2 separate regions of the Homo sapiens genome follow, and region 2 is linked to region 1. Evidence: read pairs that join two places in POLR2A ChIA-PET (ENCODE). Cell type or tissue: A673. All regions are shown on one strand. Links, peaks and the distances in the headings refer to the core of each region. The heading gives the core; the rest is flanking DNA. Region 1 has its middle 16 kb from the start of OPN4. Region 2 overlaps BMPR1A (bone morphogenetic protein receptor type 1A).

The links. Peaks named below come from ENCODE experiments on the same cell type or tissue, not always from the same donor. Only the 100,000 strongest peaks of a DNase experiment are listed, where the experiment ranks them.
Region 2: POLR2A ChIA-PET joins it to region 1 with 7 read pairs; 2 of 35 experiments call an interaction of 5 or more read pairs at or near these places.

The regions. Positions count from the first base shown.
Region 1 is chr10:86,634,472-86,642,602 of GRCh38, reverse strand. No RefSeq gene overlaps it. Among named protein-coding and RNA genes, the nearest start is that of OPN4, 16 kb to the left of the region's middle. In A673, for the core only: no CTCF peak of the experiment used is centred there; no DNase peak of the experiment used is centred there.
Region 2 is chr10:86,864,027-86,872,157 of GRCh38, reverse strand. The region is part of intron 2 of BMPR1A (bone morphogenetic protein receptor type 1A); the gene reads right to left. Among named protein-coding and RNA genes, the nearest start is that of MMRN2, 90 kb to the left of the region's middle. RefSeq lists enhancers at 1-455, 3,967-4,554, 6,447-7,098, 7,099-7,751. In A673, for the core only: no CTCF peak of the experiment used is centred there; a DNase peak (open chromatin) is centred at 3,577; H3K4me3 peaks cover 321 bases; H3K27ac peaks cover 2,355 bases.

The DNA of each region.
Region 1 (8,131 bases), core at 2,427-4,926:
TGATACTAGCCTGGCCATCGTGGTGAAACCCTGCCTCTACTAAAAATACAAAAATTAGCAAGGTATAGTGGTGGGCACCTGTAATCCCAGCTACTTGGGAGGCTGAGGCAGGAGAATCATTTCAACCTGGAAGGCGGAGGTTGCAGTGAGCTGAGATAGCGCAACTGTACTCCAGCCTGGGTGACAGAGAGAGACTTCATCTCAAAATAAACATATAAATAAAATTTAAAAATTAAAAAATAAGACATCTTTCTCTTTGAGTCTTTGGTCACTTAAAAAGAAAATCCAAATTATGGTCCATCTTCCATCTAAAACTGAGTCCTCTTTAAGAAAGAATCCATCTTTAGAAACTCCAGCTGGATTTATGTACAATACTTATGGCACCACCTCCTGTCAATATTTGGAAAAATGGTCTTACTTGACCCAAGAAAATCCTAACATTTGCAATGGACAAAATGTAGTACCTTTGAAATGCCTAAACTAATTTAATTGTGTGCTCAATGAGAAAAAGTCAGCTATAAGATAAAACAAAATAATTGGGAGAGTTATTTTCAATGAGGCTTGGAAGCTTCTAAAGAGGTTATAATAAAGTTATTTCTTTACAAGAGAACAAAAAGTTGTCTTAAAAAATTCTGAATTAAAGACTGCTGAAATTTATCCTCCTCCCTCAGCTCCTCTGTCTCTTTATTCTTTATTATCCTTTATTATCTTCTCCTTCTCTTTATCCTTTAGTACCTTGCCCAGATCTACCTCCTCCTCCTTCTGCTTCTACTGTTCCAGCTCCATTTCTCAAACAGCCAGTGTCTGGTAGGGGAGAACCTACCCTAGTTTCTCAATCATGGTCAAAGGTAAAACTTAAAGACATAGTTCAGGAATTTCCTGATTCTCACCAGGACCAGGACATTGGTTTTCTCAGGAAATTTAAATTAAATATTTGTGCTTATGACCCTGGCTCTACTTTGGGAAAAATAATTATTTTAAATGGAGTATGAACACAAGCTTTTGTTGACACTGGAGCCACATTATCTGTAATAAATCTCACCTTATTACAAGATTCATTCCTTGGAGTAAACAAAAAATTCAAATGGTGGGTGTCACAAATACTCCTGTATTGGTTTATAAATCTCAGCCTGTAGCTTTTCAGCTACGTCACTTACAAGGGACTTATGTTTTCCTTTTGGTTGAATCAGCTCCCATCCATCTTATAGAAAAAGACTTAAAATTATATAATACACTTCTTTCTCCCAAAAAGGGAAAATGTATTTAGAATTAGATGATAAAACTGAGTTACTGGACATAAAAAGTTTTTCAAAATCTAATTTAATTGCAATCTATATTGCCATAGTAGACACTGAATTATTGAGTAATGAAAATTACAAAACCTGCTAAAGGTAGTACCTGATCAATTGTGGTTAAAATCTTCTGCTGATATTGGAATAATCATCTTGGCTTCCCCAATCAAAGTTCAAATAGATCCATCAAAACACCTTCCAAACCTTAAGCAATACCCTCTATTTATTTATTTTTAAAGTATTTTAAATTCATCATATATGGATTGAGTGACTTTGTTAAGTTTAACAGATGTTTATGTAACTTAACTGTGAACTGTTCTTTTTTTGAGCCAGGGTGTCACTCTGTCACCCAGGCTAGAGTGCAGTGATGTGATCTGTGCTCACTGGAACCTCTGCCTCCTGGGCTCAAGCAATCCTGCCACTTCAGCTTCTTCAGTAGCTGGGACCCCAGGTGCACAACACCATGCCTAGTTAAATTTTTGTATTTTTTGTAGAGATGGGGTTTCGCCATGTTGCCCAGGCTGGTCTCAAACTCCTGAGCTCATGCAATCCACCTGCCTTGGCCTCCCAAAGTATTAGGATCACAGGCATGAGCCATCACATCTGGCCAGTACCCTTTAAAAGTAGAAGCTATAATAGGAATAAAACCTGTAGTTCCAGGCTATATAAAAAGAGGTACATGTAATACTCCAATCCTTCCTGTAAGGAAACTAAATGGTAGAGGATAGAAGTTTGTATAGGATCTGAGAACAATTAACAACATAGTCATTCCTCATTATCCAGGAGTGCTAAACCTCCATACATGTTGATGCCATTCTTACCAAAGGCACGTTCTTTACTGTAATAGATTTATGTAGTGTGTTCTTTAGTACTTCTGTGGATAAAGACAGTCAATTTGTTTTCATTTTCACTTGAGAAAACAGACAATACACATGGACATCCTGCTCCAGGGATACATTGAGATCCCAACACACTTTTCACAATATGTAGATGATTTACTCCTCTGCTCAGAGGCTAGGCAAAGCCTCTATAGATGATGGGCTGCACTTTTTACAACAATGAGCTTAAAGGGACACAGACCTCAAAAGAAAGATTTCAGTTTAGAGAAAAACAAATAAGATACTTAGGTCATTTAATATCAAAGGAAGGTCTTTTCATCCATCCAGGCAGTATAAAAAAATATTGGCTTTCCCTACCCCCATAACTTAAAAAACAACCAAAGGGATTTCTGGGTCAGAAGGATACTGTAGGAATTGAGTTCCAAACTTCTCCCTAAAAATTCAACCTTTATATACTCTTTAAAACAAGACAAGTCCGGCACCCTGGAGTGGACTGAGGAAAAATCAGTTAACATTGGAAGAGATCAAAAAGAGCATTATAACGATCAGGTGTGGTGACTCATGCCTGTAATCCCAACACTTTGGGAAACTGAGATGAGTGGATCACCTGAGGCCAAGAGTTCTCAACCTAGAAAACATGGTGAAACCTTGTCTTTCCAAAACATACAAAAATTAGCCAGGGGTGGTGGCACACATCTGTAGTCCCACCTACTTGGGAGGCTGAGGTGGGAGGATTGCTTGAGCCCAGGAGGTTGAGGCTGCAGTGAGCTGTGATTGCACCACTGCATTCTAGCCTGAGCAACAGAGCAAGACCCTGTCTCAAGAAAAAAAAAATCACAAAAAACAGCCTTATAGATACCCCAGCTCTAGGAAATTGAATTATAATATATCATTTTCACTATTTGTTCATGAAAATCAAAAAAACACTTTAGGTCATCTGACACAAAAACATGGAGACCAAAACAGACCCATAGGATACTACAGTCAGCAACTGGACCCTGTGGCTAAAGGACTGCCACCTTGCATAAGGGCAATGATGCCACTGCTCAGTTAGAAAGAACAACGGAATAAATGGTCATGGGAATTCTGCTCACTGTCTGTTCCATTCTCTGTGGAAACATCTTAAATTCACACCACTCCTAAAACATTGGGTTTGTGAAAAAAGAAAATCACACCACACTCATCATTATTCTGTTAGTACTAATACCAATAGACTGGCTTCTTATGAAGTTCTTCTTTCTGCACCTTATATTGCAATCTCTAGGAGCAACAGTCTGAATCCTACAACTCTCCTCCCTCACCTTCAGATGAAATGCCCCATGATTGCATAGCCTTAACTGATCAACTTTTTTCTCTCCTAGGATGGACCTGCAAAAGGCTCCCCTTACCAATACTGATGTTTGGTTTACATGTAATTCTTACTTACAGGATGAATCTAGGACTTATTATGCAGGTTATGTTATGGTATCTTTGAAGAAATAGAAAGTACTTACATTCCAGAAACCACCTTGACTTGACAAGCAAAATTAATTGCATTGATCAGGGCTTGCTAATTGGCAAAAGGAATAACTGCTAATATTCATACAGACAGTAGATATGCCTTTGGAGCAGCCCGTGATTTTGGAATGCTATGGAAACAGAGATAATTTTTAACATCTTCTGGTCAAAAAAACTGGATGCCTCATTCCACCATTGTTAGAGGCTATATTATTACCAAAATCACTGGCCATAATTACAAATCCAGGCCATTCCAAATCAGATACACCAGAAAGCCAAGGAAATCAGCTAGCTGATCAGGTGGCAAAAAGAGCTGCTCTAAATGCATCTAAACAGGAAAAGCAATCTATATTAACTTTTAAAGAAGCACCTGAATTTGACAGAAAATTAACTCAATCCAGAGCTCCAAAATCTGGGCAGGAAAATTGGAAGAGTAAAGGGGGAACATGCTCTCCCAAAGATGAAGTAAGGTACGGGCTGAGCTACGGGCCTATGCTTCCTGCTGATACAGTCATCATTCTTAACCCATGGACGTGACCTAACTCACTGGAGCCCTGCTTAATCAAAACAGTTGCTTCAAAACAATACATTTGGAAACCTTCTTTGACTATAGCTCGTAAGTACATGATTGTTGTCACATTTGTCCAACATGTAACCTGGGGAAGCCATTACACAGTTCCCAAGGAAATTTTCCTTTCCCTAAGGCCCTTTCCAGGTAGGGAAATTAGATTTCATTCGGTTGCCACCATCACAAGGATACAAACACATTCTGGTAATAATTTGCATGGAAATTCCTCACTGGGTAGAAGAATTTCCATGCTGAAAAACAGCAGCCTTAGAAGTGAATAAAATTATCTTAGAAAAAATTATTCCAGCCGGGTGTGATGGCTCATGCCTGTAATCCCAGCACTTTGGGAGGCTGAGGTGGGAGGATTGTTTGAGCCCAAGAGTTTGAGACAAGCCTGGGCAATATACTGAGACCTCATCTCTGCAAAAAATACAAAAATTAGACAGGCTTGGTGGTGTGTGCCTATAGTCCCAGCTACTCAGGAGGCTGAGGTGGGAAGATCGCTTCAACCCAGGAGTCAAAGGCTGCAGTGAGCTGAGATTGCACCACTGAACTCCAGCCTGGGTGACAGGGTGAGTCCTTGTCTCAGGAAAAAAAAAAAAAAAAAAGAAAGAAAGGAAGGAAGGAAGGAAAGAAAAAAATTTCTAGTCATTTCTGTTTGTGAAATGCACTAACAGAATGATCAAAACCTAACTGGCAAAATAAACAGAAGCTTTCAAAATTCCTTGGCCAAAAGCTCTTCCTCTGGTTCTGCTTAATCTAAGGTCAACACCTTTTGGTAAACACTAGTTATTATCTAAGGAATTACATAAGGAATTATCTCTAGGAAATTGTTTGTCTTTAATAATAAAGGGAGGCATATTTAGTCATTACAATGGCCTTATTATGTAATTAACTAAAAATTATGAATTGGAAAATGAATCTTTTCACAGTGAGCTCCAGGTAGACAATTTCAAGCATCACAGACTTCAACCAGGAGATTTCATCCATTGGAAATGACATTTTTAAAAGAACTCACTTAAACCAAAGTGGTATGGACCTTATCAGGTACTCCTTACTAACCCTTACACTGCAGAATTAGAAGATATAGACTCTTGGATTCACATGTGAAGAAGGCTGAGCCTCCTAAATGAACTGTTTCACTGGAAGGTGATACCCCCTGAGATGGTTAGGACAGTGTTCTTTGGGTTATGCCTGGGCACGAGCTCACATAGTTCATACCCTTTCAACCCCACAAACTGTCCTCATTTATAGTTTCATTGGATTTGTTCTGTATTCCATTGGTATGATCCTTTAGCTGCCATCTTTCTGCCCAACTGGGTATTGAAGGTGGCATTTGACATGTAGAGACCCTAGCCAATCATGCACAAAATGTCCTAAATAATAGCCACATGAATATTGTGATTAAATAAAGTTATTCTCATGAAAAAGCCTGTATTACAAAGCTATATAGCTTTAGACAAACTTATTGCAACCCAAGGGGAACCTGAGCTATCATAAAAACTAAATACTGTGTCTCTATCCCTGATAAATCAAACAATATCACTAAATTAATGGCTAATATGAAAACCCAAATAACAAACTTTTCAGATCCAAAATCTTCTCCAAGCAACTGGCTAACTAGCTGGTTTGGATCTTGGAAAACTTGGTGACAAAAACTGTTCCTTGTTCTGAGAATTATAATCATTTGTGTTTTGTACTGTTTTTGTCCACACTGCTGTAATAACATTTCTTTACAATTGAGTCAATGTGACTAGAAAGGCTAAAATAATGGCCACTTGAAAGATGATATTAACTGAAATACTCATGTAACCTGACTCAGGTCACAAAGTCACTTCCTTCATGTTGCTTTAAATTTGGCTAATACTCCATCAGCTTCATAGTTTGTCCATTCCTCCCTTCCCAGTGGCCTATGACATCCTAGGAATTAGACTTTCTAATGACATGGGACTAAATTCCTGAGCATAAAAGAAGCCAAACTATTGAGTTCATCTACAATGCTCTCTTCCAAAGTTCTTAGTGAAAAGAGGAGGGAGAAAACGTGAAAATAAATATAATTTAAAAGCTGTTGGGGCAGGAGTGCTGGCTCACGCCTGTAATCCCAGCATTTTGGGAGGCCAAGGTGGGTTGATCACTTGAGGCCAGGAGTTTGAGACCAGCCTGGCCAACATGGTGAAACCCCGTCTGTACCAAAATTACAAAAATTAGCCAGGCTTAGTGGCATGTGCCTGTGATCCCAGCTACCCTGGAGGCTGAGGCAGCAGAATAGCTTGAACCTGAGAGGTGGAGGTTGCAGTGAGCCAAGATCGCGCCACTGCACTCCAGCCTGGGCGACAGAGTGAGACTCTGTCTCAAAACAAAACAAAATGAAACAAAAATGTTGTTGGAACCCCAAAAACACTTTAAACCTTGAGAGAGATGTGGCTGTGATCTGAGTCATATATGTTTATAACTTCTCAGATTATAGATTAGCTTCTCAGATTATATAATAGATTAGTTTCTCAGATTATAGATTTCCTCAATTTCTTATTTTTCTGGTTCTGTATGATGACTAGAGAGAATTAAATGACATCAGGGACAAAAACCTGCCTTCTTAATTAATGACCCTGGTTATATAATTTCTTCTTCATTGTTCTGCTTTGCTTAGATGAGATGAGAGAAAACATGACTATTGCATCCTCTGTAAAAAATGCAAAATGTACCTTTCCCCGACAAAAAACACTGCCTACTACCAGGCAAAGTGCTGTAAGCATGAGTCAACCTTGTATGAAAAATGTAATCCTGCTAAAAACGCCTCTGTCTCTGTAAAGGAAAACTTAACTTCCCTACATTGGAATGCTGTCTCCATTCCTTTGGAGTTGGTGTTTCTGGGTGTTTCCTCAAACTTTATGATTCAATAAACTCTCTTTAAATTAGACTCTGGCTAAGCATGGTGGCTTATGCCTGTAATCCCAGTTCTTTGGAATGCTGAGGCAAGAGGATCACTCAAAGCCAGGAGTTTGGGATCAACCTGGGCAGCATAGTGTGACCTCGTCTCTACCCCCCCAAAAAAAAATTAGTTTTTTTTTGTTTGTTTTTGCTTTTGAGATGGGGTCTCACTCTGCAGTGGTGCAATCTCAACTCACTGCAGCCTCCACCTCCCAGGTTCAAGTGATTCTCCCACCTGAGCCTCCTGAGTAGCTGGGACTACAGGCATACAACACTCAGCTAATTTTTTGTATTTTTGGTAGAGACAGGGTTTTGCCATGTTGTCCAGGCTGGTCTCAAACTCCTGAACTCAGGTGGTCCACCTGCCTCGACCTCCCAAAGTGCCGGGATTAAAGGCATGTGCCATGGCGCTCAGCAAAAATACTAAATTCTGACCCTTTTGATTATTTTAGGTTGACACTAGTTCCACTTTCAACCCATTAGTATTTCTTCTGCTATTTATCTCAATGATTATAAATAAAAGGCTCACACAGTTGAATCTTATTAAGAAGACGTACAAAGAGACTTTTCCTGTTGTCAGCTAAAGCCCCAAAGTAGAAGCCAAGAGGCTTAGGGGCCCCTATATTCTGGAAAGAACATGGTGGAGTTGCTCAACAGCCCTCCAAGGCCACCTCAGAGGAGCCCAAACTTCCCTTGGCCCCCTTAGTTTGGTTTCTGAGATTTGGTGATATTGTGAAATATATATTCGGTCTTTGTCCCTGTTTCCTGGCACATAACTCCTAAAATCCTTGGAATCTCCTAAGTAATAAGTGTCATTTGTATGCAACTGAGTTGACTGGTGCCTGGCAGCCCCTACGTAGCTTCAGGATGGGGCTGGTCACCAGAAAGACCAAGGCAGGATTAGAGGATTGAGATTTTCAGCCCCACCACCAACCTCTGGGGAGGAGAGAGGGGCTGAAGGTTAAGTTGATCACCAATGTTCAGTGGTTTAATCAATCGTGGTTTCC
Region 2 (8,131 bases), core at 2,591-5,090, 230 kb before region 1:
GATAACTTGTATGGAGAACAGCCATCAAATCTTCCCTGACTACGAGCTCAATACGTATTGGTATTGATGACAACTCCTAAGACATGCATGCAGTCTGAGAATGAAGGGAAATGCTGCTGTAATCAAACAGGACAACCATCTTACTGTATTCCACCTGGCCAGGCCTCCTAAGCACTTGAGAGAAGAATGACAGGAATGCAAAGGACATAGCAACCACTCCACTTGAGATACAACCAAAAGAACCCAGGGACTTTGCTCACAGAGTACATAAGGAATAAAGTTTGAGAGCATCTTTGTCAAAGACATGACCAACATGATAGAAAGGGAGACTGGACTAAATTTTTTTTTTTTTTTTGGAGGCAGAGTCTCACTCTGTTGCCCAGGCTGAAGTGCAGTGGTACAACCTCAGCTCACTGCCTCCTGGGCTCCAGGCAATCCTCCCACCTCAGCCTCCTGAGTAGCTGGGACCACAAGCACGTGTCACCAAGCCTGGCTAATTTTGTATTTTCTGTTGAGATGGGGTTTGCCATGTTGCCCAGACTGATCTCGAACTCCTGGACTCAAGCAATCCACCCGCCTAAACCTCCCAAAGTGTTGGGATTACAGGCGTGAGCCACCACCGCCTGGCCCTAGACTAAATAATCTACGTTATCCCTTCCAATGCTGGAGTCCTATGGAAACAGTGTTCTTGCCGTTGAATTATTAATTTATTCCCTAAATGTTTATTAAGTGTCTGTGCTATGCATGATTCTGTATTAGATACCAAGAATACACTGTTCAGAGCCAAACAGGCCCAGCCTTCATGAAGTTCAGAGTCCTTAAACAAAACAATTAAGATACTCAAGACACCAAACAAGAAAACACAAATGATACACAATCATAACTCATGATAAGTGCAAAGGAAGAAAAGTGCCAGGTCCTGAAGGAATAGGGGCAGTGACCCCCCTCTAATCTAGATGAAGCGGAAAGGGAAGCAATGCTGAGAAGTGACCTTTAAGTTGAGATCTGAAAAATAGAGTCAGTCAGGCAAAGAAAGACGGGAAGTTCTAAGCACAGGGAACACCGTGGGCAAAGATCTTGAGGGAGAGAAAAGCAAAGAGAGAACAATGTCTGAAATGTTGAGAATAAGAGATAGTGTAGTGGGAGATGAGGGTGAAGAGGCAGAGAAGACAAAGACCAGATCAGGCAAGGGCATATGAAGGACTTGGGATTTAAGCCTAAGTGGGCATCATCTGACTTCTACGTAATGGACTGGAGGGGATAATAGCAAAAGCAAACAGATGAGTAAGCAGAATATTGTGGAAATTTAGGAGAATGACAATGGTGGTTAAGATTAGGGCAGAATCCGTGTGCAGATGGATGAATTAAAAAAAAAAAGAATAGGGTGGCAGTGGTATAGTGGATGGACTCATGCTATACTTCAAAAATAATTTTTGGCTGGGTACGTGGCTCACACCTGTAATCTCAGCACTTTGGAAGGCTGAGGTGGGAGAATCACTTGAGGTCTGGAGTTAACACCAGCCTGGGAAACACTGCAAGACCTCATCTGTACAAAAAACTTAAAAAAATTAGCTGGGCATGGTGGTGCATACCTGTAGTCCCAGACACTAGGGAGGCTGAGGTGGGAGGATCTCTTCAGCCCAGGAGTTCAAGGCTGCAGTGAACTTTGATTATGCCACTGCACTCCAGCCTGGGCAACAGAGCGAGACCTTGTCTCAAAACAAAACAAAACAAAACTCAGTGGTACTTAGCAATGGATTAAATGTAGGGTAAGGGAAAGTGAGGCGTCAAAGAAGATTCCCACATCTGTGGCATGAACAGTTATTGAAATGGGAATGAGTGATTTTGACAGGAGTGAAGAGATCAAAGGTTCAAATTTAGAGATCTGAGATTACCCAAAGGGAATGTCTAACGGGCATTTGGTTCTGAAACTTAAAGGACACATTTGGGGCTGAACATACAAATCGGTTATGCTAAAAGAACGGTAATATTCAGCTATGACTCTGGAGATGGCCTTCCAAGAGAGTGAAAAGAGGGGAGGGCCCCAGAACACCATTCGTCTAAAAACTGCATTAATAAAGGCGTTAACACCACATACACTGATGTGGTATTCACTGATAAAATAATAAATATAAATAATTTTTAAAAATCAGCTCCAGTATTTATTTGCTGTGTGATTTTGGGGAATTACTTAAGCTATCCAGGTCTCGGTTTCCTTCACCACAAAATGGGGATATTACTAACTCAAAAGAGTTAGTAATATTACATCTCAGTAAACATTTCAACAAACAGATGTAATTATTAATAACTGAGCACTTCTCCTTTGTCTCATATTAACTGTTTCTACAATCACATAGCAAAATATTAACCTTATTTTTCAACAATTCTTTTTTTTTTTTTGAGACAGAGTTTCACTCTTGTTGCCCAGGCTGCAGTGCAATGGCGCCATCTCAGCTCACCGCAACCTCTGCCTCCAGGGTTCAAGCGATTCTCCCGCCTCAGCATCCCGAGTAGCTGAGATTACAGGCATGCGCCATCACGCCCAGCTAATTTTTGTATTATTAGTAGAGATGGAGTTTCTCCATGTTGGTCAGGCTGGTCTCGAACTCCCAACCTCAGGTGATCCTCCCGCCTCTGCCTCCCAAAGTGCTGAGATTACAGGTGTGAGCCACAACGTCCAGCCTTTTTTTTTTTTTTTTTTGAGACAGAGTCTTGCTCTGTAGCCCAGGCTGGACTGCAGTGGTGCAACCTCTGCTCACTGCAACCTTCACCTCCTGGGTTCAAGCAATTCTCCTGCTTCAGCCTCGGAGTAGCTGGGACTACAGGTACGCACCACCACGTCCAGCTAATTTTTCTATTTTCAGTATAGACAGGGTTTCACCATGTTGGCCAGGCTGGTCTTGAACTCCTGGACCTCAGGCGATCTGTCCACCTCGGCCTCTCAAAGTGCTGGGATTACAGGTGTGAGCCACCGTGCCTGGCCACAATCATTCTTAAAATTATGTAATTGTAATATCTAACGATAAAATATATTTTTTAAATTCCTAAATGATTCATCGGAATTTTTACATTAAAAATATCTAATCTTGCAAAGTGAAGAATATAAGGAGATGCAGATATTTGACATGCTGCATAATCAAAATTTTTTAATCATGCTGCCATTTAAAAGCTATTGAATAGTTAGACGAAATGGGCATCTAAATAAATTTACTTCCCCTTGCTATATACACAGACTGGTACTGTTTCTTTTCAGGAAAATAACATTAAGGCAGAATTACTCAAATATAAATAATTTCTTTTTTAAGTAAAAGATTTTAAAACTCCTCAAACAGCAAGACAACTGAACCAACAGTTCAATTGGAACTTAAAAAAAAAAAAACACAGGAAAAGGCTGAAGTCAGTTGAAAAAACAGACTACAGAGTAAAGTCATTCCTTCCTCTTCCTGTTAAGCCCCCCACCGTTGATTTTCACTTTCTAGTAGAGAAGTTTGGGAATTTCCAACAAGCTGGCCAGCAGCCAATTCCATAAAATAGCAAGGAGAAAACTCTCCTTTCCAGGGGTCCCTCCCCGCCAGGCAGCTCCAGGCGCCGGGTCTGACAAGCTTTCTGAGAAGGAATAGACTCACTGCAGACTTCCTGGCTCCAAGGCCATTGTTCGCATGGCTGCTCTGCTCCTTATCCAGGGCCTGGATTAGCATAAGAATATCATCTTTTCCCTTAACAAGCAACTCATCCATTCCTTCCCGTTCTCTACACTCCTCCCCATCAATCCTTAGAGGAATACACACTTGTACAACTGGAGCAACACCACTCGCAGTTATTTACATCAGTGTAGAAAACAATATCCCGCAAATCTAAACATAAACCCTGAAGAAAATAACTTGCTTAAAGAGTTGTCTGAGTGTATCTGAGGTAATACACAGAAATCTTACCGAAATGCCTGCCTTGGTGTCCACGCTGTCAGATCTTGCTATGGGTAAGACATTCATAACAGGGTGTTTTAGAAAGTTTTACAATAATGCCCGTGGGCCAGGAGCAAAGAGAGCCAACCATGCAACTAAGTGAAGACCTAAAACAGGGATGGGGAAGTTCCACTGTATAAAACTTCCACTGTCATGTCTCCACCACTTTGAAGTTACCAATTTCATCGCCACCCCTGAAATTACTTTCCAACTCTACCTTTCCCCCATGCTCAATTATTAATTAACAATCAAAACAAGCCCACATTTAACCTTTGTATTTCTGCTCAACTGTCCCTGCCCCACTCAAAACCTTCACTTTCCTTCTATGCCAAGATAGTTTCCCCAACACAAGTATAAACTCTTCCAGGACCACAGAATCAAGACAATCTAGTATAGCATTATATATAGTTGATGCTGTGTGTTTTATACCCTTCACCAGGACCTCAACATTAGATGCAGAAGAAATGCTTCCAGGTTTCTGAAACATTTTTCAAATAGATAATCTGTTTTCAAAACATCATTCAACCTTGTACTACAAATTCCCTAACCTAGTTTCTCCAAAGCTTTTTTGTTTAACTGTATTCAACAACAACAACAAAAGTCTCACAATTACAACTAGATTGTACTACACAGCAATCTTTGGCATATCTGTACTTCGAAGAGATTCGTAATGTCTGTCAGCTGTCTATTTAAGAGACCTAGGTGTCACTCTTCTGTTTCTCCTCTAGAACACGCAGAAATGACCAAAAACAGGCGAAGTGAATCAGTTATTGCAGAACTGTCTGGAAAGGGAGAGGGTCTGGTCACCCCATAGGCATACAATGGGTACAAGTTGACTACTCCTTATTAGAAATGCTTGGGACCAGAAGTGTTTTGGATTTTGGATTTTTAAATTTGTAATATTTGCACTATCTATACTTACTGGTTCAGCAACTCAAATCCAAAACACCTAATGAGCATTTCCTTTGAGCGTCATGTCAACACTCAAAAACTTCAGGTTTTACAGCATTTCAGATTTCAGATTTTTGGATTAGGGATGCTCAACCTTTACTGGTAAATTGAATAGAGAAAAAAACAGTTTAATGTGGTGGTAAAGAGTTCAGAGTCTAGCCTAAAACAGATGATCTAGGTATTTTGTGCAGATTAAATCAGAGAAACTCAGATATGTGGTGGTATTTAATGGTACCTGCTTAGCATCCCATTGTCACTGTCATTTTTATAACTTACAAATTAGTTTTACGTGCATTATCCCATCTCTGTGATCCTTACAGTAAGTAAAATCATTCCTACTTACAGAGAAAAGATAGGTTCAAGGAGATAAATAACTTGCTGAATTCCATGTAGCTAGTATATATGACAAACTAACACCCAGGTTTTCTAATCCAAAGTGCAGTGTTTTGTCGGGTATACCATGAGCACATATGTTAAACAGGAAACTGGAAGTTATTTTTTACTGAACCCTGTAAGATCTTTTTTCATCTTCATAACTCTGAAAAAAAAAAAAATGAAGCGCAAAGAAACTTGCCTGAGTTGGCCGGGCATGGTGGCTCACGAGGTCAGGCGTTCGAGACCAGCCTGGCCAACATAGTAAAACCCTGTCTCTACTAAAAATACAAAAAATTAGCCAGGCGTGGTGGCAGGCACCTGCAAACCCAGCTACTCAGGAGGCTGAGGCAGAAGAATCACTTGAACCCAGGAGGTAGAAATTGCAGTGAGCCAAGATCACACCACTGCACTCCAGCTCAGGTGACAGTGCGAGACTCCATCTCAAAAAAAAAAAAAAAAAAAAAAAAAAAGAAAGAAACTTGCCCAACTTAACACAACCAGTAAGTGGCAGGTTTGCTGCTGACAAAGCCCAAATTCCACTTGTTACTGCATGTTAAGGCGCTGGCAGGAAAGTAATGAGATTAAAAAACAGAAAGTACTGTGTCCCTTTTTACACTATCGCTTTTCAGCCAAAAAAAAAAAAAAAAAGCTCCCTCTTCTATCTATAGATTCTGCTTTCTGATGCTGGAGCTGGGATGCTGCTGACAATATGTCCTTCACCAGCTGGTTCCTGGAGAGGCTCTGCCAACTGGGGAACTAGAGAAAGCTGGAAGAGGGGAGAAGGGACTTTCTTTTTCCCAATTTGGTTCGCTGTTCCTGTCAGTTGCCTGAATGCCACTGGCATTCAATTGGCAGCAGCAATCTACACTCTCTGCTTCCTTCCACACTCCCAGAACCAACCCCATGGAATCCTTTTAGGCCCAGTGGTGCCTACTACTCAGGATCTCAGTCCCAGCTCCTCAAAAACCCAGCTTTGCACTCCCCTCAGGCATCAGCAGTGGCTGGGTTACCACCCCCTCCTAAGAGGATCTAAAAATATGTAGGTGACTTTTTGGTTGGAATAATGTCTGGGATATGACAGGACATACAGTTTGACCAGGGACCAGGATAGAAAATGCAATGTGCAGGGACAATCCTTCAAAATAAAGAACCAAATGCTAACAGTACTCTCCTTGTTGAGAAATACTGGTTCTTTTTTTGTGGGGGCAGGGGAAGATAATTTCTTTTTGTCAACTCAATTTGTAGAGAAACACTGATTCTTGCCTAGTTTCATGTGCGTCTGTGTGAAGAGACCACTAAACAGGCTTTGTGTGAGCAATAAAAGCTTTTAATCACCTGGGTGCAGGCGGGCTGAGTCCTAAAAGAGAGTCAGCGAAGGGAGATGAGGGTGGGGCCGTTTTATAGGATTTGGGTAGATAAAGGAAAATTACAGTCAAAGAGGAGTTGTTCTCTGGCGGGCAGAGTGGGGGTCGCAAGGTGCTCAGTGGGGGAGCTTTTTGAGCCAGGATGAGCCAGGAAAAGGACTTTCACAAGGTAATGTCATCACTTAAGGCAAGGACTGGCCATTTTCACTTCTTTTGTGGTGGAATATCATCAGTTAAGGCAAGGACTGGCCATTTTCACTTCTTTTGTGGTGGAATGTCATCAGTTAAGGCATGGACCGGCCATTTACACTTCTTTTGTGGTGGAATGTCATCAGTTAAGGTGGGGCAGGGCATATTCATTCTTTTGTGATTCTTCAGTTACTTCAGGCCATCTGGGCGTATATGTGCAAGTCACAGGGGATACGATGGCTCGGCTTGGGCTCAGAGGCCTGACATTCCCGCCTTCTTATATTAATAGGAAAAATAAAACAAAATAGTGTTGAAGTGTTGGGGCGGCGAAAATTTTTGGGGGGTGGTATGGAGAGAGAATGGGCGGTGTTTCTCAGGGCTGCTTCAAGCGGGATTAGGGGCGGCGTGGGAACCTAGAGTGGGAGAGATTAAGCTGAAGGGAGATCTTGTGGTAAGGGGTGATATTGTGGGATTGTTAGAAGAAACATTTGTCGTATAGAATGACTGGTGATGGCCTGGATACGGTTTTGGATGAATTGAGAAACTACAAGGTCCCAATAAAAGAAGTAGAAAAATGGGTATTAAAGGACAGAATTGGGAGACCCAGGACATCCAATTAGAGAGTGCCCAAGGGGATTCAGCATAATTACTTGCTTGGTTGGCAAGTTTTTGGGCTCTATCCTTGAGTTTTTTTATGTTGTCATACACTAGGCCAGATTGATTTAGGTAAAAACAACACTCTTCATTTAAGAATATACAGAGTCCTCCTTTTTCAGCAGTGAGTAAGTCAAGGCCTCGGAGTTGTCCTTGGAGGACAACTGCAGCTGAAGAGTCAACTAGGGCCTGGAGGACTGATAAAGTTTGTGATATGTCTGTGATGCTAGCAGAGAAGTCATTAGACAGGCTACGGAAGGTCGTGACAGAGGTTGAAATGCCTGTTATTCCAGTACCGAGAGCAATAGTGGAGGCAGAAACTCCTAAACCGACCATCAAGGGAATTAGTGGAATAACTTTTTTTTGTCGTGTCGGTGTCATGAGGGGAACAGGGAGCTCTTCGGTCCCATTTGCAAACTGAATTTTGGGGATAAAGAAAACTAGTGTGCATGTGCCTGTCTAATTAGCAGGTAGACACATGTAGGTAGAGGATCCACAGAGGAAGAAGAGACCTTGTGCGAGGCAAAACTGGAGATGTAAAGTAAAAAGGTGAGAAGGAGTGCTGAAAAGGGTATCATACTTCATTACTATCTAATGGTTCCTTTGTAGTTCCAGCTGGTCAAGTGGCAACACTAT